6 separate regions of the Mus musculus genome follow, and regions 1, 2, 4, 5 and 6 are each linked to region 3. Evidence: chromatin loops called from intact Hi-C (ENCODE). Cell type or tissue: heart. All regions are shown on one strand.

Region 1 (5,000 bases), 130 kb after region 3:
CTCCCGTTCCACCTGAGTCTGCCTCCCTGCATTGCAGGAACCTTCCAGGTGTGTGCTGGCCACTGGGCCTTTGGTCTTGCTGTCCTTGCTGCCTAGAATGTTCTCCTTAGATATGCACTTGGCTGTTGGCCTGTGTAATCCGGGTCTCTATTATTTGACTCCTTGTCAGACTTAGCAGGCACCTCTCTCCTCACTCCTGCACTGTGTCCTTTTTCTTCAAACGCTTACCAGTGCTGACGTGTGTTCATATCTGATTGTTGTCTTTCTCACCAGAGCTCAGATGACTCGAAGGCAGGAAGGTGACATCGCTGTATTCCCAGCACCCAGCCCTGTGCCGGGTCCATAGCAGCTACTCAGTAATGTGGAAGAAAGGCAGATAGGAGAGAGAGAGAGCGCAGATGGGGTGCAGAGGGCACAGCCAGCCATGTAGAAAGGCCTGAGGGTCTTCCAGAGACAAGAGTATAGGTGGCACCATGGGACAGAGAGAAGGGCAGACCAACCAGGCCTCCTGAGACACAGCCTAGCTATCTTCATTTTCTCACAGATAACCAGCCTGTCCCAGGAAGTGGACATTGCTAGCCACCCTCATAGGAAAGAGCTCTCCAGAACCGGCAGCCAGGCCTGTGCAGCCCACTTCCTTCCTTCCTTCCTTCCTTCCTTCTCTGGGCCCCACCACAGAGGATTGTGAGAAGTCTCCTCACAGTAATGTGATGGGCAAATTTTTCAAGTTCACAGTTTCCTGCCAGGCCCCACAGTCAACCATCCCAGCTGTGAAGGCTGACCCCAGCTCACTGAGTGACCGTGAGCCTTTCCAGGAACTGCCCTGTGCCCGTGGCTCCTCCCACTCTTTTCTCCAGACTTGTTTCTTCTTGTCTTTCTAGAATCAGGATCTCCATCTGAGTGTCTTCTTCTCTGGGTTTTCTAAGCCTTACTCTTATTAGAAATAGGGCTAAGTCTGTTTTTTTTTTGTGCCTTGAATTGCCATCTAGTTTTGAAGATCAGATGAGGCAATATGAGTTAAGACTCAAGCTCAGTAGACGTCATTCACTTCCAGGTTAAAACCTTCATCTGGTCTTTTTATCCAGACCCAGCCAGACTCGCCCTTCAGTTACTTCCCAAGATCACAGAATGCTGTCCAAAGGTTTTCTCAGCAACACTGAGCCCAGTGACAGACCCAAAGGACGTGCAGACTCCACTCAAGGGCACCTTCCGAAGCTATTCCTACAGGCTACCCTCCCCAGTGCCCTCCTGAGTATGAGAAATACTATCCCCAGGCCCCACCATCCAGCCCCTGTTTGTTGGTTTTAAACCTGTTGGAAGCCCGCCCCTGGCAGGAAGCCACAAGCATGAGAATCTAGTCCAGGAATAGCGCTCCCTGCTCAGCATTTAAATGCTGCTGTATTTTTACCCCATGATGGGTCACTTTTGAAAGCCCTCGCTCATGTTCTCTCCCTCTAAGAATACATTTCCATTTATAGCGTCTGTCCAGGGGGTGTGGGGCTCAGGAGAGCATCCTGTTTCACTTCAGGGGATTCCTGTTCACCAGCAGGAAACCTGAATCCAGGCCAAGCCCCAGGTGTCTTTCTACTTCCAGGGTCTGAGCTAATCTGACTGTTACAGGCTGGGAGACAGGTGGGGGTTCGGGCCGCTTGCCAGCTCTGTACTGCCTGGGTCTCCAGGCAGTACAGCATTGTGGTTCTGCCGCTCTGGGGTACTCTTTCTCCTTCATTCACCCACCAAATGCTCACAGCTTTCTGTTAGCACAGGTTCTGTAAGGGTACAGGAGGACCATGCTGAGCAGGGGCAGTGAAGGCCCTGGAGGGGTGAAAACAGTTAGGGTGTGGTTGGGAAAAATTATCGCTTTGGTTCCTCGTCAGGCTCCAGTCCCCATTCAGATTCTGTGAGCCTAGACAAGTGATTTGGCTTCTGTGAACCTCCTGCATTTGTTAATGGTGTTCCCTGGGTGGTGGGCAGGATTAAGCAAGATAGAAACAATCAGGTGTCTAAGTAGTAGTACCTGGCCCAGGAGGTGGGAGTGTGTGTGTGTGTGTGTGTGTACCCTAGGCCCCTCCCATATCCGACTGTTGACTAGGGTAACTCAGGTGGGTTTAGGCTGAAGGTCTTATGAAGGTGGGTGTCTGTTGTTCTCAGAAATGGGTGTGTGCTATCTCAAATGCCTGAGCCCCTCCTGAACAGCACTTAGTGACCCTCAGCCCACCTTGCAGTCAAGCCCAGCATCTGAGAATCTGATGGTTTCCTGGAAGATTCTGAGGGAGTGTGTATGGACCCCACTTGGAGGTGTGCCACCCCTCCACCCACCTTGCACTTGTCTCTCGGGGCCTCTGTGGGGTGCCTGAGGATCTGGGTCTCACAGTGTAGCCCAGCGGTGGAGTCAGGCAGTACACATGTAACTGCAAGCAGAGAGGGAAGAAAAGAGTGGAGAGGAGTGACACAGAGCGGTGGCTGCCTTCCCGGAAGGTGATGTTGGAATGCAGGCCTAGGTGAGAGAGTGAGCCATGCTACCGCACACTCCAGATACAGGAAGTTTTGTTTACAGAAGGTTGTTATTGGTTCAGAAATATTGATTGGAAAATTGTAGCCGTGATTCGTGTTTTAAACAAGTCCCAAGTAGCATAATGAATCTGTCACCCTAAAGTCTGAGTGTCCCTCTGTCTAGAGCATTCACCCGTGTACTGACAGCCCACTATCACTTAGTGGTCACCCTAGTCATCTGACTCAGTGTCGTGGTATCACGGGGTCTGTTGCAGTTAACCATTATATTTTTAATAATGGCACTAAAACTCATGAACAGTGACAGTATAATGTTATAACATTCTGTTCATTGCTGCTGGCGTCTTCCTGTGGCTGCTTTATAAATTCAATTTCTCAGAGCTATGCTTAGGAAAGGGTACCTGGTTTCAGGGACTCACAGGGTGTCCTGTGGGCAGGGAGACTGCAGAGGGTGGGGTGGGGGTGGGGAAACACGTGCCCAAGTTGTCCCACTGATGCACGGAAGTAAGAAGACTTCTTACTTCTGTATCTTTTATGTTTTATCTGTCAAGAGAACCCAAGTGGAAGTGGCTGAATATGTTTTGTTTTTCTAATGTAACATAAGGACTGGAGATGTTAGCAGTTGTGGGTTTTGCTCCAGTAGCCCAAGGATGCCAGCGACTTTGTCTCTGCTGCCTCAGCCCTGGGTGTCACATCCACATCTAAGATGGGAGGGTAGCAATCAGGATAGTGTAGTTAGAGCAAGGAACACCTGGCCCTTTGAGTCTATAATCTAAAGTTCACAGTCCTACAATACTTCATAGCAAATGTCATTGGCTGGGCTGCTGGAGACATGGCCCAGTGTAGCATTAAGGTGCCTGTCAGGCAAGCCTGTGGTCCTGAGTTTGAATCCCCAGCATCCATTGAAAAACTGGGTGTAGCAGCATGTGTCTACAACACTAGCCCTGGGGTCAGAATAAAACTAAGAGAATCCCTGGGGCACCCTGGCTGACCTTGGTAGCCTAAGAGAACCCCTGGGACACCCTGGCTGGCCTTGGTAGCTGAGGAGATGAGCACCAAGCTCAGGTTGAGCTGTATCTCAAAAAATTAAGGTGGTGAGGGATCAGGAAATGTACTTGCCACCGTCTTTTTCCCCATCATCTCTTGATTTATGATGGAGATCTTGTCACTTGTTCTGTAGAGTTCCCCATGATCCAGAGGTGGTTTTCTAAGTCCTCTAACTGGTAAGCTCAGGAGCCTTGGGTGGGTCCAAGGTTGGTTCTCTTACCAAGAAGTTTTTCTGGTAGTGCTGTGCTTTTGCGCTGGTGTCCCTGAGACTTGCAGTGATGGCACAGTGGCCTGGCTTGTCTGTCTAAGGTTCCCATGCTCCATGGGTATCCCCTGGACAGGAGAGCTTGTGCAAGGTCAATCTTCTGATCCTCATAGGATCTGCATTTACTCTTGGAAATCCTTCTGGAAGACAGAACTTTGCCCCGTCAACTGTTCCATGACCTAGAAATAGATATTGTAAAAGATTCGGAAGAAGTGTTGTTTGTCTAGCAGGTGGTCTACCATTGTTTGTTCAGCATGGCTGTGGTTTGGAAGGCCTGGATTATATTACGTTATTTGATACATTATAATCATGACCGTTATTCAATTTATTGGCCTGAACATGACACATAGTTATGTGTCACCTATTATTGCTGTGTGCATACCATTATGTCATCCTAGCCCAGAATGTGTCCATCACTCCTGAGAGCTTCCTTATATCCCCACCTGCAGTGATCTTCTGCGACATTTTCCAGAATCTAATATGAATGAAATTACCCCATCTGAACCCAGTTAACTTTACCCAGCCTCCATGCACCTACCCACACACTATCCCACATTGTGGATGGTCCACACTTGATGTGCATGGACATCTAGGTCGTTTTCCTCTTTGACCAACATAAGGAAAGCTTCCTGGGTGTTCCTGACTGTTCCTGAGTGTTCCAGAGTGTTCATGTGCACACCCCTGTGTATGTGTAGTTTTGCAGTTCTCCTGGCACACGCCTAGCATGGCGTGGCTGGGTCCTACAGTGAATGCGAGCTGTGGTTTTACTACAGTTTAACTGTTCATGGCTTATGAGGCTCAGCTCTTCGGCATGCAGGTGTCAGGACTGGCAGGTGACTAAGGCCCTCCACTTAGCAATCAGCCAGTGCTTTCCTGCAGCGTGGATCAGTTCTTCTGTGACTCCAGGAAGCGGGTCTTGAGGCTCAGGCTGCTTTTGTGGGAATTAGTTAAGGTCTTAAGGGACTGTATTCCCTAAAACAGAGACTGCATGATCGTAAAGGAACTTGACCCCTTTCTGTCTGTCTCTCTCACACACGTGCTTCTTCTGTGCATACCTGGAAACTTCTCCTTGCTATGTCTCTACTGTGATTCAATCTAGCACAAGGTCCGCCAGCAGTGGATCAGATGTGGCCACAATGTCATGAATGGAATTCTACACCCCAATAAACCTCTTTTC
Region 2 (5,000 bases), 250 kb after region 3:
TCCTTTTAGTTCCCATGTGGTTGGGTATCAGGGTCTTACGTGTGGTTGGCACTCTGAGGGAGAGGTTTACTATTTTATTTTCTTCCTATGGAGCTACAGTTACCTATTAATCTGAAGTCCAAAAAGTTTGTTTTAGCCCAGCATGGTGGTCATGCTTGTAAACATGTGCTCAGGAGGCAAAGTCAGGAAGACTGTCACGAGTTTGAGGTTAGCTTGGTCTAGGGACTGTTAAATTGCTAGTTGCCTAGAATCATTACTTGCTATTCAGTCTACAACTGGTCTTCCGATTGATGTCCGTGGAATTGTCTAATGCTGCCACTGTTCATTGTGTGCTTACTGTACGCCAGGCACTCTGGTAAGTGCTTTATATGACTTATTTTTAAAACAATCGTTTTCTTTTTATATTATATATGCAGCATGTATACAGATTGTGTGCGTGTGTTTGCTTAAATTTAACTCCTGTGTATGAATGTAGGCATGTACACATGTTCCATTGTCCACACCGTTTTAGATAGGGTCTCATCATCACTGTGTGCCAGGCTGGCTGGCCTGTGAGTTTCTGGGGTTCTCTTGTCTCAAACTCCCATCTCCATGAAGGAGTGCTGCGATTACAGATGTTCCTGATACACGTCCGGCTTTCACATAGGTTTTGGAGATTCAAATTCAGGTCCTCACATTTGTGTGATAAGTGCTGTACCCACTAAGCCATCTTACCAACCCTATGTAAATTATTTCACCCAGTTCTTACACCAATCCCATTTTTACAAAGGTAGAAATTTAGCTTCCTGGTTCACATGTGGTAAAGCAAGGATTCCAATCCAGGTTACTATTAAGCCTGTAACATAGTGACTGGCTATTTAATGTGCTTGGCATGGAGAACATAGGACAAGAGACATTGCTAGTCCCACCCCACCTTTGTCAGGATTATGATCTAGGCAGACTTTTTATCCCCAAATCCATGGTTGCTTGCTTTTGAACCAGGGAGCAAATTACAATGTAGTTCACACTCACCCTGAACAGAGACACACCTGCCTCAGGCTCCCCAGTGCTGAAGTCACAGGTGTATGTCATCACCTCTCATCCCAGACCATGATGGTGATAGTGAGACGCTACCACAATGGTTCTCAACCTGTGGATTGTGACCCCTTTGGAGGTCCAATGACCCTTTCACAGGGGTAGTCTAAGCCTATCAGAAAACACATTATATTACGATTTATAACAGTAGCCGAATTATTGTTTTGAAGTAGCAATGAAAATAATTTTATGGTTGGGGTCACCACAACATAAGGAACTTTAGGAAGGTTGAGAACCACTGATCTACCACTTGCCTGAGTCTTTGTGCATGGGGGAGGGGGAGTCTTAATTTGGCGGGGAGCGGAAGGTTACTTTGAGACTTGGTCTTATCCGGGCATGCAATTCAGTGTAGCTAAGAACACACTTCAATCTTCCTGCTTCCTTATCTCCAGTGCTGAGATCACAGGGGTCAATCACAATACCCCCTTCCTACATCCTCGCCTGCTTTGAAACCCCGAGTACTCCCAAGGGAAAACTGTTATTTGAAGGGAATCTGATGAGGTTTCTCTGTCCTTTAGTCTTCTTTTCCTATGCTTAAGAAAGTATGTTTTTCTGTGTCCATATGTGTGTGCGGGTGCAGACCAGTAACCCTGCACCCAGAAGACTAAGACAGGAGGGTCCAGAGTCTAAAGAGATTTCTGGAAACACAGGCTGCTATAATTAGGTAGGTTGTTTCCTTGAACAATAATTCTCCTGAGGTTTGTTTTTGTATTTTTTTTAAATAGTTCTCTTATCGTATGTGTCTGTTCGGAGAACTATTTGGGATAATGAACCTACCACAAACTACACATCCGATAAAATATCAACAGGATTAAGAGGCGTAAATCATCACATTATCACAGGTTAGACAGTCTTGTCCATAAAGCATCTAGTAGCAGTTTCTACAGCTGAATACAGGTCCTATCCCAAAGATGTATGCAGCCGACTCAGGGTCTGGGGATCCAGACTCAATAAATATGAGTTGATGAATGAACAAACAACTGAAGGCCAATTCAATCGGGGAACAGGAACGTCATTTACTAAACAGAATGTCGATGCAGCCCCCTACTAATTAATATTCCTGTAATCCCCCGTGGTTCAGTTAAACTGTAAAGTGGGCATTTGGACTCCTTGGCCTTCATCTTAGTTCTGAGGCTACAGACTGAATATGGAAGCCTCTGAAAAGAACATCACGCACGAACGCGAGCTTACTGCTCGCTATCCCCAGCGGCCCACGCCCACGCTCAGCAGCAGCCTACTAGCCCCCGCTCCGCCCTCTCTTCCTGGTTTTCCCCAGCAACCCGCCCCTCTGGTGTCACGTGACGGGCGCTAGCCCGGCCGAGCCTCTGATTGGCCAGACTTCAGGGCGCCTCGCGATTGGCCTGGGGCGGCGGGCCCCCGCCTCCCTCCTCCTCCTCGCCGCGGCCCACGTGAGGGGGGCGAGTCACGCGATTTCCGGGAACCCGTCAGGAAGGACATAAACAAAACAAACCGAGGCAGCATGGAGACGGCCCGCGGCCGCGTAAGCGCGGCCGGATCCAGTGCCTGAACCGCCTTCAGCCTCAGGTGAATGCCGAGCGGTCGCACGGGCGGGCGGGATGCAGCGGCAGAGAACCGCGGGTGAGAGGCGCGGGTGCCCGGCTCCGGGAGAGCGGGGCGGGGGCCGCCGGGCCGAGGGCGCGCGGAACGGGGTCGCCGATGCGAGCCGAATCGGGCTGCCCCCGCGGCCGACGGTTATATAAAGGGCGGGCGCGCGCCGGCGGGCGACCCCGTTAGGGCCGTGCCCTTTGCGCTCCCGGGAACCAGGGATCGCGACTGCCGGCAGCCGGCCTGTCAGAGCGGCGAGCGGGTGGGAGGGGCCGGGAGGGAGGAGAGGAGAGGAGAGGGGCGTGTGAGGGAGACCGGCACAGCTAGTGTTCAGAAGGCTCCGGACGGAGGAGCGGACCGGGAGAACTCTGGGCAGGGGCGTCGTGGGGCTGCTGTTCCCCCCGGCCCCTCCCCGGAGGCTGCGGGACTGGGGCCTCCCTCTCGGGATTTGTTTATATGTCCTCTCTAAGCAGCTTGAAAAGCCCGGAGGCGGAGCCCTCGCTGTCGAGTGGCGGCCGGTGCTGTCCAATGGAGGAGGCAGACGGGGTCCGTGGCGCCAATGGGCGCAGGGAGGCGGTGCCGCGCCCCCCCTCCCCCCCAGTAAGTTAGGCTGTGCTGGGGGTTGGTCCGACAGGGCGGCCATATTAGATGGGAGGGGACGGGCCTGGGGACGGGGGTTGTCACTGAGCGGGGCGGAGACGGGGCAAAGGGCGAGGAGCCGAGCCGAGCGGGGCGCGGGCCGGGCGGGCTGGGTGTGGGCTAGAGTCCCGGAGGGACCCGGAAGATGCCCGGAGGAGCCTGACCCGGCTCAGCCGCTCCCGAGTGGAGGCGGCCAGGGAAGTAGCGAGGGCAGTCTAGCCTCCCAGGGGGCGGTTCCTGGGTCTAGATGAAGCTTGGTCTCTGGCGTCTCCTTCTTGGTCGGCTCTCCGCTGCTTGGTAGATCCTGCCACCAAACCCTTTAATCGCCCACCTTTAACCCAAGAAAACAAACCGTTTTGCTACTTCTGAGCAGGCCTGAATCTTAAGACTACCTTAAGGAGGTATTTCTGTAGTTAGGGGTGTGTTTCTGTACCAGGTCTCCCGTGTAGAGGCAGGCATTCAGAGGAACTTCTGCTTTTCTGGGTATTGCAAAGAGAAAATTGGGACTGGAAAAGCAGACAAAATTGAGTGAGCGGCGTTTCTATCCACCCCCCCCCCAAAAAAAACAAAAACAAAAACAAAAAAAAAAACGTGGATATCTTCCAAAGATCAGGCCCTTGTGTTTCAAGTCTTAATTTGCCTCCCTTGCTCACATAAATTGGAAGCTAACATACTTAATGAGAAAACAGCCTTGAGAAAAGTATTTAGGTCTGATGAGTCTTTAGACTTTTGTCTATCCAGTATCAGCAAATGAGAAAAAGAATGAAGGTCTGACTTATTTTTTCAAAAGCAGAAATAGGAATTTTTTGTAAATTTTGTGACCTATGGTAAAATGATTGTCACTTTAATTCTACTTTAAAATATTTTTCAGTGTTGCCTAGTTTAAAAAAGCTGAGAGATACTCCAAATGGGGAAATGTGGATACAAAATTGGAATTGTTTTGGCACCATATTAGCCTTGTTAAATGCTTTTTAAAGCTTTTAAGATGAGTTTATAACCTGTGACCTCATGTTGTCAAAGGTAGTAGGCTATTGATACATCTTTGGTGAAGTACTTAGGAGTAGGAATACATCATAGATATATCACCCTAGGCAGCTCTTCAAGAGTTCAGCTGAAGAATATTAACAAATAGTAAATAAATTTTCATCAACTTTTATTGGTTTTATGTGACTGACCCTCAGTTTTGTTAAAACTTGGTAAAAATATAATCCCGGGTTATTTGATATATATTTTTTTAATTAGATATAATTTTTATTTTTATTTTTTGTTTGTTTCTCAGGCAGCATTTCTCTACATAGCTCTAGCTGTCCTGGAACTTAACCCGTAGACCAGGCTGACCTGGAACTCAAAAAGATCCATTTCCCTCTGCCTTCTCAAGTGCTAGGGTGAAAGGTGTGGGCCACCCCCCCCCCGGCTATATATAATTTTTATAGTAAATAAAATATTACCTATCACTTAATGTTGTATTGCTAAGTCCAAATCTGTCCTATTACTACAATCAGTTATAAAAGGTAGGTCTGAAGTTAGAACCAAGCAAAGGTTTTCATGATACCCAGAACACTTAGTCAAAGTTGGTTTTCATTGCTTATGTACTAATTTTTTTCAAGATTTTTTTGTTTTGTTTTTTATATGAGTACACTGTAGCTGTCTTCAGACACGCCAGAAGAGGGCATCAGATCTCATTATGGATGGTGAGCAGCCATGTGGTTGCTGGGAATTGA
Region 3 (5,000 bases):
CTGCTGCAGAAGGTCGGGGCTGGTGGCCTTGGATGAACAGAGCCCTATGGTTAAAAACCCCATATAAGCATTTCTGTTTCCATGGCAACTTGAGTTTATCAGGCAGCCGGAAGGGCTGGGAAGGACTGGAGGATGCTCAGGTTCACGCCAAAAGGTCAACATACAGGTACTCAGACCAAACCCCTCCCCTCCAGGGTGGGGCCTGGGAAGCTGCCGTTTGGACAGAACCTGTTACCACCCAGTGCAAGCTAACACTGGGGACCTCTGTATCCATAGAAGGCTTCAGACTAGACAGACTCATGGGGGCTGGTTTTGTGACCAGGTACAAAGCTTACCCCACTATACCCTGAGATTCCTCTCTACAGAAGGTAGTCCTGGCAGGTGAAGGAGTTGGATTCGGAAAGCAGATTAGCTTGGTGCATCTAAAGGGGGAAATCAAGGTAGATGCCGGGCAGCGAAGGTTAAGCCGTAGACTCCGCAGACCACGGTTTTCAAGCCCTGGGGCAGTACGGAGCCATGGAGGAAATGAGCCCCAAACCGGTGCCATCAAGTTTGCATTTTCCAGAATTACAGCCTGAGTGGGGCTGAGCTGAGGAGGAAGAGGGAGGGGCTGTGCTGGTTAGCTCTAGGCTACACTGTGTAGGTTCAAATCCCTGCCCCACCCAATCCCACAGTGGTGGGAACTCGAACTATTGGCTTAACCTGTTAGTGTGTTGGGGGTCTAATCTGTAAAAGGATATGAAAGTCTGATGATAAGAATTCAAGGACCCATATGAAGCCCGCAGCCTGCGTCAGTGCTCCATCGGCAAAGGTCTTATTGTTCTTCCGTGAGCAGAAGCAGGAAGCTACGTACCATGGCCAGTGTAAGCACTCTGGGGACCAAGGCAGGTAGCGTGGTCATTGAAACCCTCCGAGTAGCTCTGGAGACAGTATGGCCCTCTGTCACATTAGAACAGAGACTCCCAACCTCTCAGAAGCATAGACCGCCTGCTAGAAATGTAGAGCTGGCGGGAAGCGTGACCCTGTCCCCCGTGAGCCCTCAGCCCAGGCCTGCCCACATGACCCAGCTTCCTGTTTGTGATACCAACATTGGAGGGAGGAAATCAACAACCCCACCCAGGGCTAGAGGGCAAGAATGTGGATGTGCTGACGTCAAAACTTGTCCCAGTTCTGAAGAGATGGGATGGGAAGGGCTTCCTGCTGAGCTTCTGAGCTAGCCTGCTCTGAGGGAGCTGAGGTGACCTGTGACAGCCCACTCAGCTTTCTCTGTGGGGTGCTGCAGGGGTGAACTCGTGTCCTGCCACAACACAGCTGTAGGACCTGGGCAAACACGTTGCAAGTCTCAGTCCCGTGTGTATAAGGGAACGGCAATGCTAATGGAGCAAGGGTACCCATCAGGTCTGAGAGAAGCCCTCCCTCAACCGTGAGCCTTCTCCTCACTGAAAGAGCCACAGGAGAACCTTGCCTTCAAGAAAGATCCAAGCCCCTCCTGGGGTGAAGCATGCCCTCGCTTCCTTCAGCTCCTGCCACCATCTACCTGGCTGGCAAGGCAGGGAAGGAGAGGAAGCCAGTCACAGAGCATGAAGTATTTCCAGGGGTGGTGAGGAGGAGTTTGTCCAGCATTTATGCTGTGACTCAGGCTGAAGCCTGGACTCAGGCACTTCCTGGTCTAGTGACTCAGTTTCCCTTGTTATACAGCAGCATCACAACACAAGGCCTGCTTTTCAGCTTTGAAGAGGCATTGAGGCAACTATTGAGTACTGGTAGGGCCCTTCATGCCCCATGCTTGGAGGGCCTACTACGTGCCTGAGGCTCTATGCACATTTGATCTTGATTCTTGGCTGAGCCTAGAGAAATTAGAAATACTATTGACCACATTGTATGGCGTGATAAGCAGGCCAAGGGACAGCCTAAGCTCATGGAGCCGGGGACCAGCAGAGTCCAACGGAGAGCACAGGCCTCACTAGCATCAGGAATGTGCCTTCCATTGGAAGCATGCCCTAATAGTATTAGGTCATGCCCTTGACCCCAGCAGATGTTTCAGGGACCCCTCCCCACCTCTACCCCATAGAAGGTCTCCTGGTCCACTCTCCAGCCTGACCCTCTGGTTTCAAATGTGTCCACATAGGCTGTAGGAACTTGGCTCAAGTCTGGCCTCCTTTCTATAATAGACTGCTTGGAATCCAAAGCTGGAGTCCTGGTGTCCTCTGTCCCACATGCCTGGAAAGGCACTGTCAAGGTTCTTCACCCTATGAGACTGAATTTCCAAGCTTGGTACTGAAGGAGAGCTGGCATGGAGGACTGACACAGGGTCCATGAACCCCCCCCCTAGGAAGGCAGAGCCCCCTACAGCAAGCACCTGGGAGGGAAGGACCAGGAGTGGGGCCGCCATGGGGCCAGCTGGGCCCTCACTGGGCTGTCTGCCCTCCTCCATTTTCTCTCATTTTCCTCTAGGACATCACTTAGCCCCATTTTGGAGCCTGGATTAGACTCGAGGTTGGCTGCCCCCAAAAACTTGCAACCTGGTCCATACCCATCTTTCCCCTGAGCCTGAGTTCCCCGGTATGCTACAAAATTCGGGAGCCCCCCCTCCCCCAGTTACTGATGAAGACATCACATCTTTAAAGACCCTAGTACATCTCACAAAGCATCAATAAACTGGCATCCAGACCCAGGGAAGGGTCCATGAATGATCCTGAGAGCCCCTTCCTTGGGTGTCCAGCAGGTGGCAGCATCAGTCCCTTGTTGGCACACAGACTTTTGCTCTCAAATGCTTTATAGATTTTGTTAGCAATCCCCCCACCCCACCCCGTTCCACCCTGAGCTACACCCCCAAGCCCTTACAGAGTTTCATGCCATTGGTGGTGAGGAACTAGATTTAGAAGTTGATGCTCCTGGAGAATTTCCTGCCCACTAATCCCATAGGCCCTTGCTCCTAGCAAGGCTGCGGGCCAGCCCTGTGGGAAGAAGCAGAGGGAGCCTTACCCTGGAGACCCCTCCTCCCGCCGCCCTGCCTGGCTCTCCACAGCCCTCTGCATCCAGGGCTCTCTCACTTTCTCCACCCTCTTCCTGCTTTTCTTCCTCTTTGTGTGAATTACAGGAACAGTTCACAGGTTCTTTTCTTTTTTAAACAATTTTACTTTATTTTTATATTTTATATATGAGTACATGGTAGCTGTCTTCAGACACTCCAGAAGAGGGCATCAGATCTGGTTACAGATGGTTGTGAGCCACCATGTGGTTGCTGGGAATTGAACTTAGGACCTCTGGAAGAGCAGTCAATGCTGTTAACTATTGAGCCATCTCTCCAGCCCACACAGGTTCTTTTCCAGGGCCAGTATGCAGCACACAAGAGGAGTCTTTTGGAGTGTTCAAGTGATGGTGGGAAAACAGTCAATAATAAAGGAAGAAAGGAACTTCTTTTTTTTAATTCTTTTTTTAAATTTATTTATTTATTATATGTAAGTACACTGTCAGACACTCCAGAAGAGGGAGTCAGATTTTGTTACAGATGGTTGTGAGCCACCTGTGGTTGCTGGGATTTGAACTCTGGACCTTCAGAAGAGCAGTCAGGTGCTCTTACCCACTGAGCCATCTGACAGCCCAGAAAGGAACTTCTTCAGGAACTTCTTCACAGGCCCTGGCAAGCATCCGTCTGGTGATATGACAGGGTGACCAGCGGGAGGCATGGAGGAGGCAGGGAAGTGGCCAAGGACAAGGGAATCCACACAGAGGTGCAATCCTCAAAGGCCCTTGGGCAGCCAGGGATGTCTTGGGAATCCAAGGAGGCTGGTGCCATGCTTTTCCAAGATGCCGACTAAAGGGTGCATCAGCTTGCCACAGCCCATATAGCCACAAACACAGAGAAGCAGTTCCTGGGTTCTCAGACGAAGAAACTAGGACCCTCAGCCAAATCAGGGACCATAAGCAACCAGGAAAAGAAAGAAAGAAAAGACAGAGTTTAGCCTGTGCAGAGTGCAGGTACTCTGTTGTGCCGTAGCGGCTACTTTATGTAGATGAAGGGATGAAATGGGAGTCTCAGAAGGAAGGAACACGCCTAGGGTCATGAAGAATAGCAGACCTGAGCCTTGTACCTGAGGCTTCCCCATGGAGGTAGCTAGCACCCTGTGCCCTAGATACCTCAGAGCCACCCGGAGGGCCTTTCCTTCCTCGGGCCCTGCAGCCATCCCGCTGAAGCTCCTTAGGGTCCCTTGAGGTCAGCCAGCAAGTCTTATTCTCACAACCCTCCCCTGGCACTCCACGTTTCCGTAGCAATGCTCTACCCTCTCCCACCGCTGCCACCACACCACACCACATCACACCAACCCTGTTGCCTCTCCCTGGATGGCTCTCTGTGTGACTAACACCTAAGGTCACCACATTGTGTCTGTCTCCCCCACCAGACTGCACCTGAACCCCACGAAGGTCTCAGCCTCATGAATCAACCTTTATATGGCCCCTGCCTACCACACTGATAACATGTATTCATTCGTACCCAGAGCTGCATGTGTAGAGAAAGAGCTCTGTGGACTGGAGACCTTTGCTTGAGCCTGTGCCAGGACCTTGACCTGCAGGAAGAAGGTCAGAGAAAAAAAATGGCAGCTGTGACCTAGGCCAAGTCCTCCAGAGTGGGGCCATCTGGGTCATGGGTAGCATTAGTGCTGGGGACATGGCATCAGCAGGCTTAGAGATATCTCTTGTGCACAAAATAGAGATGAGTGAGCCCTAGAACGTGACCTGGAACATCTTCTAGGGTATAGGGAGGGTGGAGTCCCCGGAGCTCTGAGCAAGGTGGCAAAGTGTGTGAGGGTCTGACTCAGCCAGGAACTATTGGGGAACATAGGAAAATGGGGACAGACACCACTCTTGCACAAGCAAGGTTTGGGCACAACCCAAAGGACTGTCACTTGCTGGGCCATTCTTGAGCCTCACTGTGGTCCTTAAAGCAGGTGGAACTCGGTGTGGGTGAGGAAGCTAACACTTCCAGAAGGAAAGGTACT
Region 4 (5,000 bases), 170 kb after region 3:
CCTGGATCCCACAGAGCAGTTACAGAACCAGAACCCACTCTGTGAGAACCAGCTCTGTAGGTGGCCAGTGGGGGAAACCAGCTGGTCCCTCCCCTCCTGCCCAAACCCTTCCTATCAACCATTGGCTCCTTCCAAAGTCTTAGTGCCGAATCTCTACTTGCCAAAGACTGCACACACACACACCTCCATTCTTACACACACACACACACCTCCATTACACACACACACACACACACACACACACACCCCTCCATTCTTACACACACACACACACACACACACACCTCCATTATACACACACACACATACCTCCATTCTTACACACACACACACATACCTCCATTACACACACACACATACCTCCATTCTTACACACACACACATACCTCCATTACACACACACACACACACACACACACACACACACACACACACACACCTCCATTCTTACACATGCCCATATGTGCATGTTGTGCGTGCATGCACACAATATGCTAAGAAAAATAATGTCCACTGGGTCACTTTGAAGCATCATTTATTTGTGTCAGCCCTTGTGCGTGGTAGGGACCTGCATCTTGGAATGTGGGCAGCTGTTGGCCATGATGGCCTCAGGGCTGTTAGGCAGTCAGACACTGAATGCATATTGATCAGGCACAGTACCAAGTTCTAGAGACAGGAAGGTGAGTAAATGAAGCAAGCAGCCTCTGCAGGCCTCCATTCTGTGCTGTCAACTTGGAAGTGTTCATGATACCTGGGCCTGAGGCAGAACCCCTGTGACTCCTTAAGGACATCCGTCTGGCGTGTTCCTACTGGGGAGGAAATGTGAACTGATTCTCTGTGCACAGTAGACATAAGGGTGGCTCTTTTTTTTTCCTTTTGTGACTACCTAATGTTTTGTACAAATAGCAACAACAACAACAAAATAGTAGAGTTATGATTTTCACTAAGGCCTTCCTTTCTTCAGGTTTTATCCTTGGAGAGTGGGAATTTGAGACTTGTACTTCAAGGTGATCTTTGGCCTCCTGGTTTAGGTATAGATGTGAGCCCATCTCATGGGAGTTTCCAGGGATGAAGACTAGAATCGGCCTTTAACCCCATGTGACCCTAGTACTCTGGACCCTGAGAGCCATTGTGGGCATGAGCAAGAGGTGTTGGGTCCCCTGTGCTTAGCTTAAAGGCTCCAGGGCTTTCCCCAGTTTTCCTGAGGGTGTGTGTTGGGGGGGGGGGTCACCTCCATCCCAGGAGTGCTGCCCTTTTCTGAGGAGACAGCAGGGCCAGAACTAGTCAAGGCTGGAATGCTTGCTCCATGCTCACCACTCTTACAGATCTGAATCTGATCTGCAGAGACCAGGATTAGAACCCAGAAGACTAAACTCCCATGTTCTTTTAGCTCCATGGTTCCTAGCCCAAGGTTCTAGAAGGAATAAGAGGGATGGACATTGGGCCTCATTTTTTGCTCGGGAAGGCTGAGGCAGCTCTGGTTAGCTCATGTTTATCAGTAGCTGATTGATCCCTTCATCCTTTGTCCAGCCATCCTGTCCACTCCTTCATTCAGCAGGCCTTGCCACTGTCTGCCCTGTCCCAGGCTCCGTGCAGGGTTTAGGGGCAGGAATGTAAGACTTTGTCCTTGCACTCAGCAACTTTGCCATCCAGGCTGGGAGGAGACAGGGGCGCTGGGTGAAAAGGTCGTGTTAAACTATTACAGGGCTGAAGGGTCAGCAGTTTATTGAGAAAGAGGGAAGACAGTGACCAGATTCTGTTGTTTGTTTTGGCAGTGTTGGGATTGAGGCCAAGGGCAGGTTTATGCCAGGCAGGCGCTTGACCCCAGCCCTCTGGGTTTGATCAGTCTTACTTAGTTCTTTCTGGAGCCCAGAGCCCAGATTATTTTAAAACTTAAAAGCAGACAGACAATACCTACAATGAAATGGGGTCTTTCTTGAGTCCCACCTTTCTCCCTGGAAAATTTCTCTGTGTGTGAGGGATGGTGGGGAATGTAATTTTGCCAGTCTCTCTCTAGTCTAGTTAAGGATGAAACTGAAGCTGCTCTGTTTCCTGGGGCTTCTCTCTAGACAATTCTTGGTGACCACGCATTAAAGAGGATGTGTTCCCTGGCCCCTACTTCACAGGAGCGTGCTGCTCCTGGGCCTGAATCTCAGAGAAAATGCCCCCTCAGCACCCCTCGTTAATGGCTATCCCATTTGTAAGTGTGTGGCTCAGAGTATTATATATTATGTAGTGCAGATCTAACAATCCCAGCAAGCCACATTCTGAAGAGAAAGGGGAGAGGACCCTACAGTACCAGGAGGACTTGAACTTGGGGTTACAGGCAGAGCCACCTGCCAGGCAGTGCCCACCCCATCTCATCTTATGCTGTATTCCTGCAGCCCTGGCCTCCCATGACTACATCTTGAAGATTGTACCCACAGTGTATGAGGACAAGAGCGGCAAGCAGCGCTACTCCTACCAGTACACAGTGGCCAACAAGGTGAGTGGGCCGTGAACGGGCTGAGCATTGCAATTGCTCCCTCTGCTGGCCAAGGGCATAGGCGATGCCCCGCACATTCTGCTGAAGGGAATTTCAGTGGGGTGGACAGGGAGTGTCCAGGCTCATTCTCTAGTCTGAGTAAAGATGAAATACCAGTTCTTGCCGTGGTAGTGGCCTCAAGGTCCAGGTGAGACACTCTTAACAAGGAGATAAGATGTATTCTGTTTGAAGTAGGCAGAAGACCATCCCAGCTCTGACATTGTCTGGTCCTGGTTTCTTCAGGCTCCTGTTGATCAGCACATGGCCGATGCTTTGCATTAGGCAGGGAATCCTATCAAGGTGGCTGTGGACGTCTCAGGACCCCAACAGTCCAAGAGACACACAGGTCTTCTGGGAAGCCAAGGGACATCCAAGCCAAAGAAATGAGATGGCACAGCGGTTAGTGGCTTGAGCCTCTCCAGAAAGCATGGCTTGTGCCAATGGAACATAGGCACTTGGAGTAGGTTCCCCTGTTTACCACGAGGCTCCTGTTTCTGCTGTTGCAGGGCCACCCAGACCCTTAGTATAAATGATGGAGTGTTCAGCTCAATTAACTATCATTATGGTTGAGGAACTCGCCAAGCTGTGTAGTTACAGTGTAGGAATTAGACCCAGGTTCCTCTTGGGCTCCAGAGCCCCCTGGTTGCTCACCCACTCAGTCCAAATAGGGATCGTCCAGGCTTGCCCACTTGGACAGCCTCTTGGTCATGGGTCCCTATGCTCTGATTCCCTTTGATCCATAACTCTCTCCGAGAGACTTATTGCTTACATTCACTATTTCAGGCCGTGTCTGTCCTACTCTCTGGTGGCATAACAAAATTCTAAGAGCCTAAGTAGTAAGTAAAGAATAGAAGTCAGCCAGGCAGTGGTGGCGCACGCCTTTAATCCTAGCACTTGGGAGGCAGAGGCAGGTGGATTTCTGAATTCAAGGCCAGCCTGGTCTACAGAGTGAGTTCCAGGCCAGCCAGGGCTACACAGAGAAACCCTGTCTTGAACCTTCCCCCTACCCCCCCCCCAAAAAGAAAAAAGAAAAAAAAAGAAAGAAAATAGAAGTTAATTTATCTCATGGATTGGGAAAGAGGAAGTCAAAGAGATCAACCCCAGCCTGTGGTGAGCCTTCTTGCTGTGTTGTCCAGTGGAGGGCAGGGCATGGAGAGACACAAGCATACAAGCTTAGAAGTGCTTTCCTCTTCTTATAGGAGAGCTAATGCTACCATTGACACTTACCTCGTGGCCTCATCTAACCTAATCACCTCCCAGATTACCACCTCCAGCCACCACCAATGTAGGCTTACTTCCGGGTTCAGCCCCTTGATGTACACAAAGGACCTGTAACTTTAGATGGCGAATAGCCGTGGTCCCCCTGCCCCACATGCACAGGGCTCTGGGCTCAGCCCAGCACTGCAGCATGCGTATGACTTCTGGGGAGCATATTTCAACCATTGTACTCATTATAACCTCCCCCCAGTGCTGCCACACATCAGCAGGAAGCAGGGCCCTGGACCACACTGCCCCATCCTAGCTCAGTCATGTGTCCTTGTTTGTAATATGTCCATGGCAGTTACTTCACAAGATTGCTGTCAAATGAAGCAATGTTTTCAGAAAGCTCCCAGCTCACTGGGAAGGCTGGGTAATTGGTACACTACTGCTGCTAGATTTCATTCTGTCTCTTACCCCCTCAGCGCTGGGCTGTGGCCCAGACAATCACCCTGGGAAAGCTGAGTTTCCTCTGCTGCAGGCTTCCTCCATCAAAGCTTTGGCAAGGGCCTGGTGGCTGGACCAGCTCACTCAGCGTTCTCTGTGGCTTTGCCCCCAGCCTGTTCTGTGAATGGAGGTGGCTGTCCAGTGGGTTAACACTCAGTGGTGTCCATGGGATCACTCCAGCTGCTCAAGACCAGTGCTGGGGACATGGGGGTTGGGCCTGGGGACCCCGGCATCCATCTCCATTTGTTGTAAACAAGAGACGCGAGCCCAAGCCTTTCAGGACCCTGAAGTGCTCAAACCAGGTCCTGTGGGTCATCAGCTCAGATCCCTGTTCCTTGGTGGCCATTTGGCCAATGCTATGTGCATCCTTACGAGCCATGGCAGGTTGGGCACTGTACCTTCCCTGTTCTCTGTGCTGGCCCTACTTGGTGGACAAGTTCACACCCACTTGGTTCACCTGTCAGGCAGGCTATCTTCTTATTCATGGTTTAGAATGCCCCTTCCTTAGTGAGCCTTCCCCATCCCCCTGAGCAGAACTGGCTCACCTATGGCCTGCTGAGCACCCTCCTCCACCCTCCCTACACGGATACTGTTAGAAGCTAGTGATGCGATGATGTCTTCATCCACCAGCCTGTGACTCCTCTAGGGGAGGGGCTTCATCACCCCAAGAACCTTAGGACAGCGGAGGCAGCCAGCAGAATAAATGAGCAGATTCCGTGTGACTGGCAAGTCAAGGAGGAAATGCTCAGACCGAGTTCAAAGCCCACTTTCC
Region 5 (5,000 bases), 81 kb after region 3:
AGTCCTTAGTTGTTTGGCCTTCATGGTATCCATCTAAGGGGACAAAAATGCATCACAGCAGAAGAGACCTGCTCACCCCATGGCAACCAGGAAGCAAGAAAGGAGTCAAGAAGCAACTGAAATCCCAATAACTCCCTCAAAAGTTCACCCCTCCTCATGACCTAACTTCTTTCCAGCAGGTCCTACTCTTGAAAATTTACTATCTCTCAACAGCCTTTCATACACGGGCTTTGAGGGGCACTCTGGATCCAAGCCACTGAAGGCATGTGCGGACCAAACTGTAAACCCAAGACCTGCCTGCACATGCACCATGCCTGCAAGAAGGCCCGAGTGTGGTCCAAGCCTCTGGTTGTTCATCTACAGAAGCCCTGAGATGTGAGAGATGAACAGATCTCTGACTTAAAGCTGCCCACCATGTGAACTGTTGACTCACACAGGTCGCTGAGTTACATGTATGTACTAGTAAACAGAACACAATGTATATGAAACATGAAGAAAAGACATATAAGAATTCATATAAAATTAAAAATAGAATTACCACTCCAAAAGAGAAAGAAAGTCTGGAGAGATAACTCAGCAGTTAAGAGCACTGACTGATCTTCCAGAGGTCCTGAGTTCAATTCCCAGCAACCACATGGTGGCTCACAACCAACTGTAATAGGATCTGATGCCCTCTTCTGATGTGTCTGAAGACAGCTACAGAGTACTCATATAAATAAAATAAATTAAATAATTCTAAAAAAGAAAACAGAGAGAGAAAGCAAAGGTTACAATTGGGGCCAAGTGATTTATCTGCCAAGTTTCCAAATTTATGCAGATTCCTTTGTGACTTATATATTAAAAATTAATTACAAGAGCCAGGTGTGGTAGCACACACATTTAATTCCAGCACTCGGGAGGCAGAGGCAGGCTGATCTCTGAGTTTGAAGCCACCCTAGTCTATAGAGTAAGTTCTGGAACAGCTATGGCTACACAGAGAAACCCTGTCTCAAGAGAACAAAACAAAACAAAAGTTAACTTAAAAATAAGTTGACAGGAGCCCCTGATGGCAAGTCAGTGTTGGGTCAGTGCTGACTCCTTGCTGCCCACTCACTCAGTAAAATCCAGTGTTTACCGTTCCATTTCCTAGTCCACGCTAATTCCAAACCAAGTCTGGGCCAGAGTTATTCTGGCCCATTGTAGTCTTTTAGTAAATATTTGTTAAAAAAAAGAAAGAAAGAAAGAAAAAGAAAGAGAGAGAGAGAGAGAGAGAGAGAGAGAGAGAGAGAGAGAGAGAGAGAAAAGAAAAAAGGAAAAAAGAAAAAGCCCTTTTCTGTCAGGTTCAGAAATAGACTGAAGGTCTCTGGTGGTAGACCCCTGTAGAAGTTAGGCCTGATTCTTTCTCCTAGCCCCATACTCCCAGACATAAGACTCAGACTCAAAATATATTTACAATACCTTGGCCATATAGCTAGACTCTACTCTGACAAGATCATAACTTAAATAACCCAATTATTTTAACCTACATTCTACTATGTGGCTGGTTCCCTGTACTTAGATACCATGTATCATACATTCCACTATGTGGCTGGTTCCCTGTACTTAGATACCGTGTATCATACATTCCACTATGTGGCTGGCTCCCTGTACTTAGATACCATGTATCAAGAGAGCAGAAGATGCCCTGGGGGAGAGGGTCCTGAAGATATGGCCACAAGGACTGGCCAATCAGAGTAAGAGCAGCCCAGGCGGAACATAGTCATATCTCAGAGATGGAGGATTGACATCTGCCCACTTCTAGTGCAGCTCAAGGCTCATTGCAAATATAAAAGTTTTGTCTTTTATCTGGGAACTAAGCCATCAAAGGTGGGGTAGAAATCCCCAATTGATATTAATTTTCACAACAGACCCCTCTCCCAAGGCTGTGGCACCCCTGGAGACCACCAGAAGATCTAAACTGGGCCTTCAACCAGGATCTCGTAACACAACTGACTTTCAAGTTCTTCCTCAGATCCTAGTCCAGAGTTTACTGGCTGGGAACATCCAGGAATGCCCACCTTTAGCGCCTGCTCCTCCCAAAGCCGACTGTCCTGAGAGAAGCCATCAGTAAGGATAGCCTTGGCCAGGGCAGGGTGAGTGCAGGGACCTCCGCTGTCCTCTGTGTGCTTCTCCTGCTTGAGGAGTTTTTCAAATAGAGAACTTTTGAAACTACACAAACAGTATTCCTTTAATTAAATACTTGGCAAAATAAAACCTGAACGTCCCCAAAGCAAATCCTCTTTTCTGAACTGTGCCCCGATTACTGCATGATTCTGAGGGGTGGACTCGGAAGAAGACTGAGCCCCTCCGTTCCAGCAGGGAACAATGAAGGGCGTTACTCCTGGGGGGCAGGCAGGATACAGTTGATGTCTACATCCTGTCTACACTACCCTAAAACACTTCCTGGGGCTTGGGGCCAGATTTCTTGAATTTCACTTAACTGGGAAGCTGGATCAAGGCTCTGCTGAAAATGAGGCTGGGTGTAAAGGAGGAAATGGGAGGGGGACAGAGTGGACTGAATCCACGGGGGAGGGGGACAGAGTGGACTGAATCCACGGGGGAGGGGACAGAGTAGACTGAATCCACGGGGGAGGGGACAGAGTGGACTGAATCCACGGGGGGGGGGGGACAGAGTGGACTGAATCCACGGGGGGGGGACAGAGTGGACTGAATCCATGGGGGTGGGCAGAGTGGACTGAATCCATGGGGGGGGGCAGAGTGGACTGAATCCACGGGGGAGGGGACAGAGTGGACTGAATCCACGGGGGAGGGGACAGAGTGGACTGAATCCATGGGGGGACAGAGTGGACTGAATCCATGGGGGAGGGGGACAGAGTGGACTGAATCCATGGGGGGGGGCAGAGTGGACTGAATCCACGGGGGGGGGACAGAGTGGACTGAATCCATGGGGGGGGCAGAGTGGACTGAATCCACGGGGGGGGGGCAGAGTGGACTGAATCCACGGGGGGGGGACAGAGTGGACTGAATCCACGGGGGGACAGAGTGGAATGAATCCATGGGGGGACAGAGTGGAATGAACCCGGGGGGGGGGGACAGGGGACGACAGAATGGAATGAATCCACGGGGCCAGCAGAGACTCTGATCACAGTCCCTGATCCTGCCCCCAGGGAGCCTCTGACACCTGCAGACAGGATGAGGCTCAGGATCCAGTCAGATGCAGATCCAAGGCAGTCATGACAGAGCCCACCCTGACCCTCACTTGCTCCATTTTGCTGAGAAAGAAACTGAGGCCAGAATGGGGACTGGGCAACCCCAATCAAGGTGACCTAAGTCAGCAAAGATTGGATCCATCCCAGGATTCTATTACTGCTCTGGAAGCTTTCTCTTCTGCCTTCGTCTCTATTTTGTGTCCATCAATACCCGTGGGTGATGTGAACCGCTTCTCATAGGGGCTCTTCACCTGACAGCTGGAAGCTGGCTGGAAGCACCCGAGCAGACTAGAATGTTCCTGTTTATAGGTTTAGTCACTGCACAGAGAGCTGAGTACTTCCACAGGGAGGGAAAGAGCTCATGGCTTCCCAGAAGGAAAGGAACAAGGGAGGGTGGAAAGGAGGAAGAAGGCTTTTCACTCAGAGCCTTAGTTTACAAATGAAGAGACTCACAGGGGTGGCCAGTGTGGTGAGTGACTTCAGAGTCACCCAGCCTCCCTTGCTTTCCTGTTTCCTGGAGCTCAGCCTGACCCTGGGCATCACAGCCCACCCAGAGGAAACAACAGTCATCAGTCAGGATGGCAGAGACACCTGTGTCCGGACATCAGCTCAGTCAGTGCAGTGCTACCCACACAGTGACACACACAGGCGTTGGGACACAGGAATCCAGACAGACTCCCTTTGCTTAGCTAACAAGCAGGAGAAATGGTGGATCCTGGGCGATGGGGAGGTCCTAAACCTTCGGAGGAATGCAAGGAAGAGCCTGCCCCACCCCCCACCTAGCTACATCACTAGAAGACTGCGGAGGAGGGGCCAGGTGAGCTCCAGGTCAGATCCGAATGACTTGGAGATGAGCAGCTGGTGCTGAGTCACTCAGCCTACGTGAGCTATCTGACGCTGCAGGTGAGGTTAGCACTCCCTGGGTGCGACCTTGCAAGAATATGAGCTTCAAAGCCCTGAGAAATGTAGCGGGAATGGCCACGCCTCAAACCAGAGGGTCATCGTGTGCTTGTACAAACACTCCCTCTGTGTAGTCTGGAAGATGCCACCAGCAGTCCCCTGAGAGTGAAAGGCAGAGGACCATTTCAGTGAATGCAACCTGTGAGCTAGATTCCAGACATCAGCCATAAGACATGATTTAGAGCCACCACGGACCCCAGGGTAAGAATGAGCAAGCTGAGGCCCAGAGCAGTTCACTACCTGCTTTGGATCACACACCCTGAGAACCGAGGGGAGGGACAGGGATAGGATTAAAACGTAGTATCAGCATAGTCCAAAGCACACCGTCAAGAGACTACTCAGCCAGTGTCCAATGCAGCCTTAACGCTGTGGGTCTCAACCCCTGTGGGGTCTTAAATGAACTTTTAAGAGGGATTGCCGAAGACCATCAGAAAGTGCAGATATTCACATCACAATTCATAACAATTCAAAATGACAGTTATGAAATAGTAACACCACAACATGGGGAGCTGTATTAAAGGGTCACAGGGTTAGGAGGGGTAAGAACAAGTGCCTTAATGTGTCATCAAAGAAGGGTCTGAGTTGTGCCTTGCAAAGGAAATGGACATGGGGTCACCCAGTGAGGACAAGGGAGGCAGGAGGCAGGGCTCAGAAAACAGACCAACACATCTAGCATCTTCCAAAGAACACTGAAAATGTTAGAATTTCACCTTCTAGGGGTCAGGGCCCAAGGTGGGTTCTCTGCTATGGGGAGTATGTGACAAACTGGAAACACTGCATTTACATACACTCTTTTACATACATGCACACATGTGTGATAGAGAGCTGGCCACTAAGGCAGGAGGACATTTG
Region 6 (5,000 bases), 120 kb after region 3:
CCAGAGCTTTAACTTTGTTCAGGATTCTAGAAGGTTCTTCCATGGTCTTTATTCTGAGGACTTAATGATAAGCAGGGCTGGTTTGGTGCTGGAACAGAAAGTTGCAGGCTGCTCTGGAGGAAAAGGCCGTTATGAGTGGGTCTTCGTGGTGGGTAAGCAGTTCCCTGAGGCCTGGGAAGGAGCATGCCCTCCGGGCTTCATATAGCCAGGACCAGAGGTCTGCAGGCCAGGGATTCTCAGGGTGGATGTCTGCACAGGCTCAGCTCTAACAGCAACCCATCAGACTGGCAGCAGCTGGCTCTGCTAGCAGCTGGTCTGACTGCCAAGATCTCTCTTTGATTCACATTTTCCACATTGAAAGATGTTTTGAAAACCTTGACCTTCAATTCATCACATGTCCCTTATTAAATTGTAAGTCACATCCAGCCAGTTAATGAAAAGACAATGGGCGGGTGACGCAGTACAAGGCATCTTGGCAGGAGCTCACCAAAGCGCTCTAGCCACAGAAGACCTGACCTAGTGATACCCCTGTTCCAGGGCAGACAGCGTGTCACAACTATGAAGGGCTGGGCTTGAGAGAGTGGCAAGGCTGCAGTAAGGCTGGAGAAGCGGGGACATGCTGAACATTCAGCAGGGCCCAGGCAGGTAGACGGGAACCCGACTTAAAAGAGGCAGAGCCCACCGGGGGAGGTGGGGAGGAGTCACACGTTTGACTGGAAGAGAAGCAAGTGGTAGATGTGTGAGGGGGTCAGTGTGGCAGGGGCTTCTTAGACGCGGGCATGTAGACAAATGTGAGTTGGAGGGAAGAGATGGCATTGTGACATTGTAATGTCTGTCCCCAGTGAGTACTGTGAGGTGGGAGGGCAGTGAGAGATGGAATAGACAGCTGAGGTGGACCTTCACATGCTGGTCACTTGGTGGGAGCCACAGAAGGTTCTAGAACAGATGTCATTCTGAGGAAGGTAGGAGCAGCTGCGTGGAGAAACACGTAGGCGCAGAAGAAAGTAGCTGAAGGCCTGGTGGCATGGGTAGGCCCAGTTTCAAAGATGGCAGAGGGTGTGCTCTCCCTTCTAGGCCGACTGTCCGTCACCTTGCCTCGTTCATGGAGGCGGGGCAGAGAACTAAGACTGAGTTCTAGCTTGCCTCCTTGGCCTCACTCCTCACTACCTCCACTTACCAACGGAAGCAGCGTTCTGCCTCCCTCAGGGGTGTGGCAAGAGTGAATGAAGCACTGCACATAGAGAATGTTAGGAGAGTACTGGGTGTGCAGACAGCTCTAGGTGAGTGTCACCAAGGGCCAGAGAGCCTACATGGGGACACCCTAGCTGGGGAACTTAAAAGTATTGGAGTCCCCCGTGGGCCAGTAGACTTTAGGGCCATGTTGACATATGTCCATGCCCATTCACACTCTCTGTGTTGACTCTTGCACTGGTGAGCAAGGGAGCCTGTGGGGCTTCAGTTTGCTCATTGTGAAAGGGGATGGAGGCCAGTGCCTGGTTCACGGCACTGTTGCAGAGATGAAGTGGCCTGCTTGATGCTGGAGAAGGACTTAGCGATGGGCATGGCTGGGGTCAGTCCTCATTCACATCCAGGTTGTTGCCACTTCCATAGTAGAAGCATCATTTCCTGTCCAGTGCTTTCAGGAAGATGCCTCTCCTCTCTTCCTGTCACTTCCCTGTAGAGACTCTGGACCGGAGACTCCTCTCCTCCCCCAGCCCCAATGAGTCTTGAAGACTTGGCCAGACTTGTGTGTAGTAGGGAATGGTCCCAGCCTGGGCTCCACCCCTTGCTGGCCGTGGGAAGTTGTGTCGGTCTGTCATCACTGTGGCACTGCCTTCTCATCTGTAACATTGGGCTGATAATCCACACATTGTGTGAGGGCAAAGCTGTGTGGCACACATGAACTACTGCGTGTGCCATCTCCGGGGCCAGAAGCCTCTTGTAGCATCCTCTTAGGCAGAAGAGGATCCTGGTTCACAGAAGAGTCGCAGGTTCAAGGACAGTATCCCAGGATCTTGAGCACAGAGTGGGCTGGAGGCATCTCAGCTAAGTATTCCAGGGTCGTGGTATGTGACAGTGTCAACCCAGCCCAGACGCAGGAACAGCTGTCCACCCTGGCCAGCCAGTGTGCACACTGGTCAAAGTTTGTTATCTTAGCCTTTTTAACACCCTGCGAATATGGGAGCAGCAATCCCTACTGTCCAAGGGTCGAAGCTGTTGCAGGCTAGGCATGTGGTGAGAAAGCCCTGACAGGGCATTTGTCAGTAGCCTGTGGGACATACCCAGGAAGTCTGTTTGTGGTCCTCTTCTCCATACCTTTCCTTATAGCTTCTTAGGCTGCAGGGCTGGGAGGCAGTGTGTGGCCTACATAGAAGACTCTGCACCACACCAGAGAATTAGCATGGCCGACCCTAAGTTCTTCTCTCTGCCCTGCATCCCCTCTATACCCCTGCTAGGGTCACAGCGGGGCCGATCCCTGTAAATACCAGTCCGCTTACATGTGCATTTTTCCTCTGTGATCTTCCTGTTTTGATGAGACACTGCCTTTGGCCGCACGGGTTCCCTAGGGGACTGCGGTCCTGAGGCCCAGCCCTAGCCAGTCATTCAGGAATTCTGCTTCCTGGCGCCCCACACCCTGCACATTCCACCAGGGCTAGCGCCTCCTGCTCTGCGTGAATGGGGTCTGCCTTCCCCATTCCCACGGTTCCCATGGCCACTTCCTTATCACCCTCTCCAGCTGACTGAAAAAGGCCACATTCCAGGGCAAAATTAGACTCACCCTCCCTTTCTGTTTTCCTCCAGCGGGCAGGAGAGTTTGCTAGAGTAGACTGGCGCTGGAGCCCACGGGTACAGGGAACAGACTTGCTGCTTGGCGTGTCCCCTGAATCTATCACTTCGTTTCTTGGATCATTTGAGGAATGCACTGGGCTTCTGCTGTATGCCAAGAAAAGCCCCAGGGACTGGGCTTACAAACAGTGGGGTTGTACAGTGTAGCATGGGTACGGGCCGACAGCTGCTGGGCTTGGGGGTTGAGCTGTTTTCATTTGCTCCATATTCTAGATTCAGCTGATGCCTCCATGTTGCTTCTAAGGCGTCATTTGATGGCGTTTCAAGGTGTCTGCTTGTTCGTGCCGTGCTGGGGATGGAACCCAGAGCCTTTGCATGTGTGCTCTACGGCTGAGCTGCATCTCCAGAGGGCAGAATGGGGGTTACTTTAAGAGCCCCCCTTCTTTCTAGCCGAGGCAGCACAGAGCCGCACCTGAGCGCCGATGCTATGTTCTTCAAATGCCCCATGCTTAGAACCACAGGCCAGGTAAACCTCGGGGCAGAACTTACCCAATCTGTTAGAGCCACAAGAGGTGACACCTGGCAGCATCTGACAAACCCAGGCTGGGACCTTCTAAAAACTACCAGTGAAACCAGGGGAGGGGACAGACTGCAGCAGTCTGAAGGGTGCCCTTCAGAGGCCTCCTCCACTCAGGAAATCCCTTGATTCCTGGCTTCACTGCGGAGAAGAATTTCATGATGATTCAACATGAAGAGAATTGGAGTTCACGAGGGGTTTTTTTTTTTTTTTTTTTTTTTTTTTTTTAAAGATTTATTTTATTATTAATATATGTAAGTACACTGTAGCTGTCTTCAGACACTCCAGAAGAGGGAGTCAGATCTTGTTGCGGATGGTTGTGAGCCACCATGTGGTTGCTGGGATTTGAACTCTGGACCTTCGGAAGAGCAGTCGGGTGCTCTTACCCACTGAGCCATCTCACCAGCCCACGAGGGGGGTTTTAATGTTAGTTTTTGGCCCAAGTACTAAGGGGAAATGAGGTGTTTGGGAAGAGAGTAAGACACCAGAGAGCCTGGGTGTGGGCTTCTCTGAGGGCCACACGCCTTTGTCTTTACAATGGACAGGTACAGGATTATGGTGGATTTAAAAGATAATATCTTCAAAGGGTTTGTTATCTGCTAAGAACCCGAGTGAGATCTCTGGGTAGTCCTGAAGGGCACCTGACAGGGTCGCACTTGAGACGGTGGGTCACAGGCAGTTGGAGATCCCCACTGTCAGCAATGTTAATAGTCCTGCTTAGGAGAGTCACAGATGATGTCCAGTTCATTACCATTTTAACAATATCTCTATATGGGTAAATTATAAAGTATCTATCTCATTTACAGTCATCTTTTACTTATTGTAGGTCTATCATCCATACATCCATCCATCCATCCATCCATCCATCCATCCATCTATCTACCTATCTATCTATCTATCTATCTATCTATCTATCTATCTATCTACTGTCAACCATCTGTCTAGTCTGGCTTCTCAGCCACTTAGAGGCTCCATGGAGACTTCAGAGTCAGGGGCCCTTTTTCATTTCTCACATCTCTATGATTTCCTTGTCTTTCCTACTGCAGAAAGTTGAGGACCAGTCACAGACCTGGGGGGGGGGGGCTCCAACAACTGAATGCAGTGTGGTACCTGAGCCCAGCAGAAAGACAAGAGAGCCAAACCCTGAGAAAGTTGGTGGCCTAGTTGATGGGATCATGTCAAGTTTCTTAGTTTTGAGAATTTCAGTTACATGAGATGTTAGCATCTCATCCAGGAAGCTGGTGGGAACCTGCAGTCATGTTTATCCTCTGGAGATAGAAATAGTCAGCCAGGCGTGGTGGTGCACGCCTTTAATCCCAGCACTCAGGAGGCAGAGGCAGGCGGATTTCTGAATTTGAGGCCAGCCTCATCTACAACATGAGTTCCAGGACAGCCAGGGCTACACAGAGAAACCCTGTCTCGAAAAACCAAAACCAAACCAAACCAAAACAAAACAAAAAGTCTAAAGTGCAAAGTTTATGCTGAATTTCTTTCCATCCATAAAAAGAAGAAAAGAGAAGAGCAAGAGGAGAAAATGTGAGGGGCCTAGTGGCTTGTCATCCCAGCTATTTTGGAGCTGAGGCAAGATGATCACAAGTTCAAGACCTGTCTGGTGCACTTAGGGAGAGACTATCTC

Evidence for each region. Hi-C counts contacts between places; a loop is a spot of excess contacts. Peaks named below come from ENCODE experiments on the same cell type or tissue, not always from the same donor. Only the 100,000 strongest peaks of a DNase experiment are listed, where the experiment ranks them.
Region 1: it touches region 3 in a loop (6-fold over the local background); 5 of 42 quality-filtered maps call a loop at or near these places.
Region 2: it touches region 3 in a loop (2.1-fold over the local background); 2 of 42 quality-filtered maps call a loop at or near these places.
Region 4: it touches region 3 in a loop (5-fold over the local background); 41 of 42 quality-filtered maps call a loop at or near these places.
Region 5: a loop joins it to region 3, with 8 times the contacts of the local background. A loop is called at or near these places in 2 of 42 quality-filtered maps.
Region 6: it touches region 3 in a loop (7-fold over the local background); 5 of 42 quality-filtered maps call a loop at or near these places.

What each region holds. Positions count from the first base shown.
Region 1 is chr17:26,594,929-26,599,928 of GRCm38, forward strand. The region is part of intron 1 of Ergic1 (endoplasmic reticulum-golgi intermediate compartment (ERGIC) 1); the gene reads left to right. Among named protein-coding and RNA genes, the nearest start is that of 1700049J03Rik, 31 kb to the left of the region's middle. In heart, CTCF peaks have their summits at 1,572 and 2,394; DNase peaks (open chromatin) are centred at 203, 713, 1,553 and 2,343; H3K4me3 peaks cover 1,188 bases; H3K27ac peaks cover 3,032 bases.
Region 2 is chr17:26,713,156-26,718,155 of GRCm38, forward strand. Crebrf (CREB3 regulatory factor) reads left to right here and starts at 2,495. Exons shown (of 9, transcript NM_029870.2): 1 at 2,495-2,619. In heart, a CTCF peak has its summit at 4,928 (motif pointing right); DNase peaks (open chromatin) are centred at 2,406 and 3,206; H3K4me3 peaks cover 2,537 bases; H3K27ac peaks cover 2,601 bases.
Region 3 is chr17:26,464,114-26,469,113 of GRCm38, forward strand. It overlaps Gm34455 (a long non-coding RNA gene), which reads right to left. Exons shown (of 3, transcript XR_876694.2): 3 at 3,541-5,000. Among named protein-coding and RNA genes, the nearest start is that of Gm34455, 38 kb to the right of the region's middle. In heart, CTCF peaks have their summits at 2,714 (motif pointing right) and 2,914; DNase peaks (open chromatin) are centred at 108, 568, 1,108, 2,828 and 3 weaker places; H3K4me3 peaks cover 418 bases; H3K27ac peaks cover 2,471 bases.
Region 4 is chr17:26,636,359-26,641,358 of GRCm38, forward strand. It overlaps Ergic1 (endoplasmic reticulum-golgi intermediate compartment (ERGIC) 1), which reads left to right. Exons shown (of 10, transcript NM_026170.3): 8 at 2,385-2,485. Among named protein-coding and RNA genes, the nearest start is that of Gm41553, 2.9 kb to the right of the region's middle. In heart, a CTCF peak has its summit at 2,538 (motif pointing left); DNase peaks (open chromatin) are centred at 2,453 and 4,153; H3K27ac peaks cover 1,873 bases.
Region 5 is chr17:26,545,571-26,550,570 of GRCm38, forward strand. All of the region lies in intron 3 of 1700049J03Rik (a long non-coding RNA gene), which reads right to left. Among named protein-coding and RNA genes, the nearest start is that of Gm34606, 13 kb to the left of the region's middle. In heart, no CTCF peak of the experiment used is centred here; DNase peaks (open chromatin) are centred at 2,461, 3,816 and 4,042; H3K4me3 peaks cover 928 bases; H3K27ac peaks cover 2,881 bases; H3K27me3 peaks cover 563 bases.
Region 6 is chr17:26,582,075-26,587,074 of GRCm38, forward strand. All of the region lies in intron 1 of Ergic1 (endoplasmic reticulum-golgi intermediate compartment (ERGIC) 1), which reads left to right. Among named protein-coding and RNA genes, the nearest start is that of 1700049J03Rik, 19 kb to the left of the region's middle. In heart, a CTCF peak has its summit at 2,640; DNase peaks (open chromatin) are centred at 477, 1,147, 1,727 and 2,637; H3K4me3 peaks cover 1,908 bases; H3K27ac peaks cover 3,491 bases.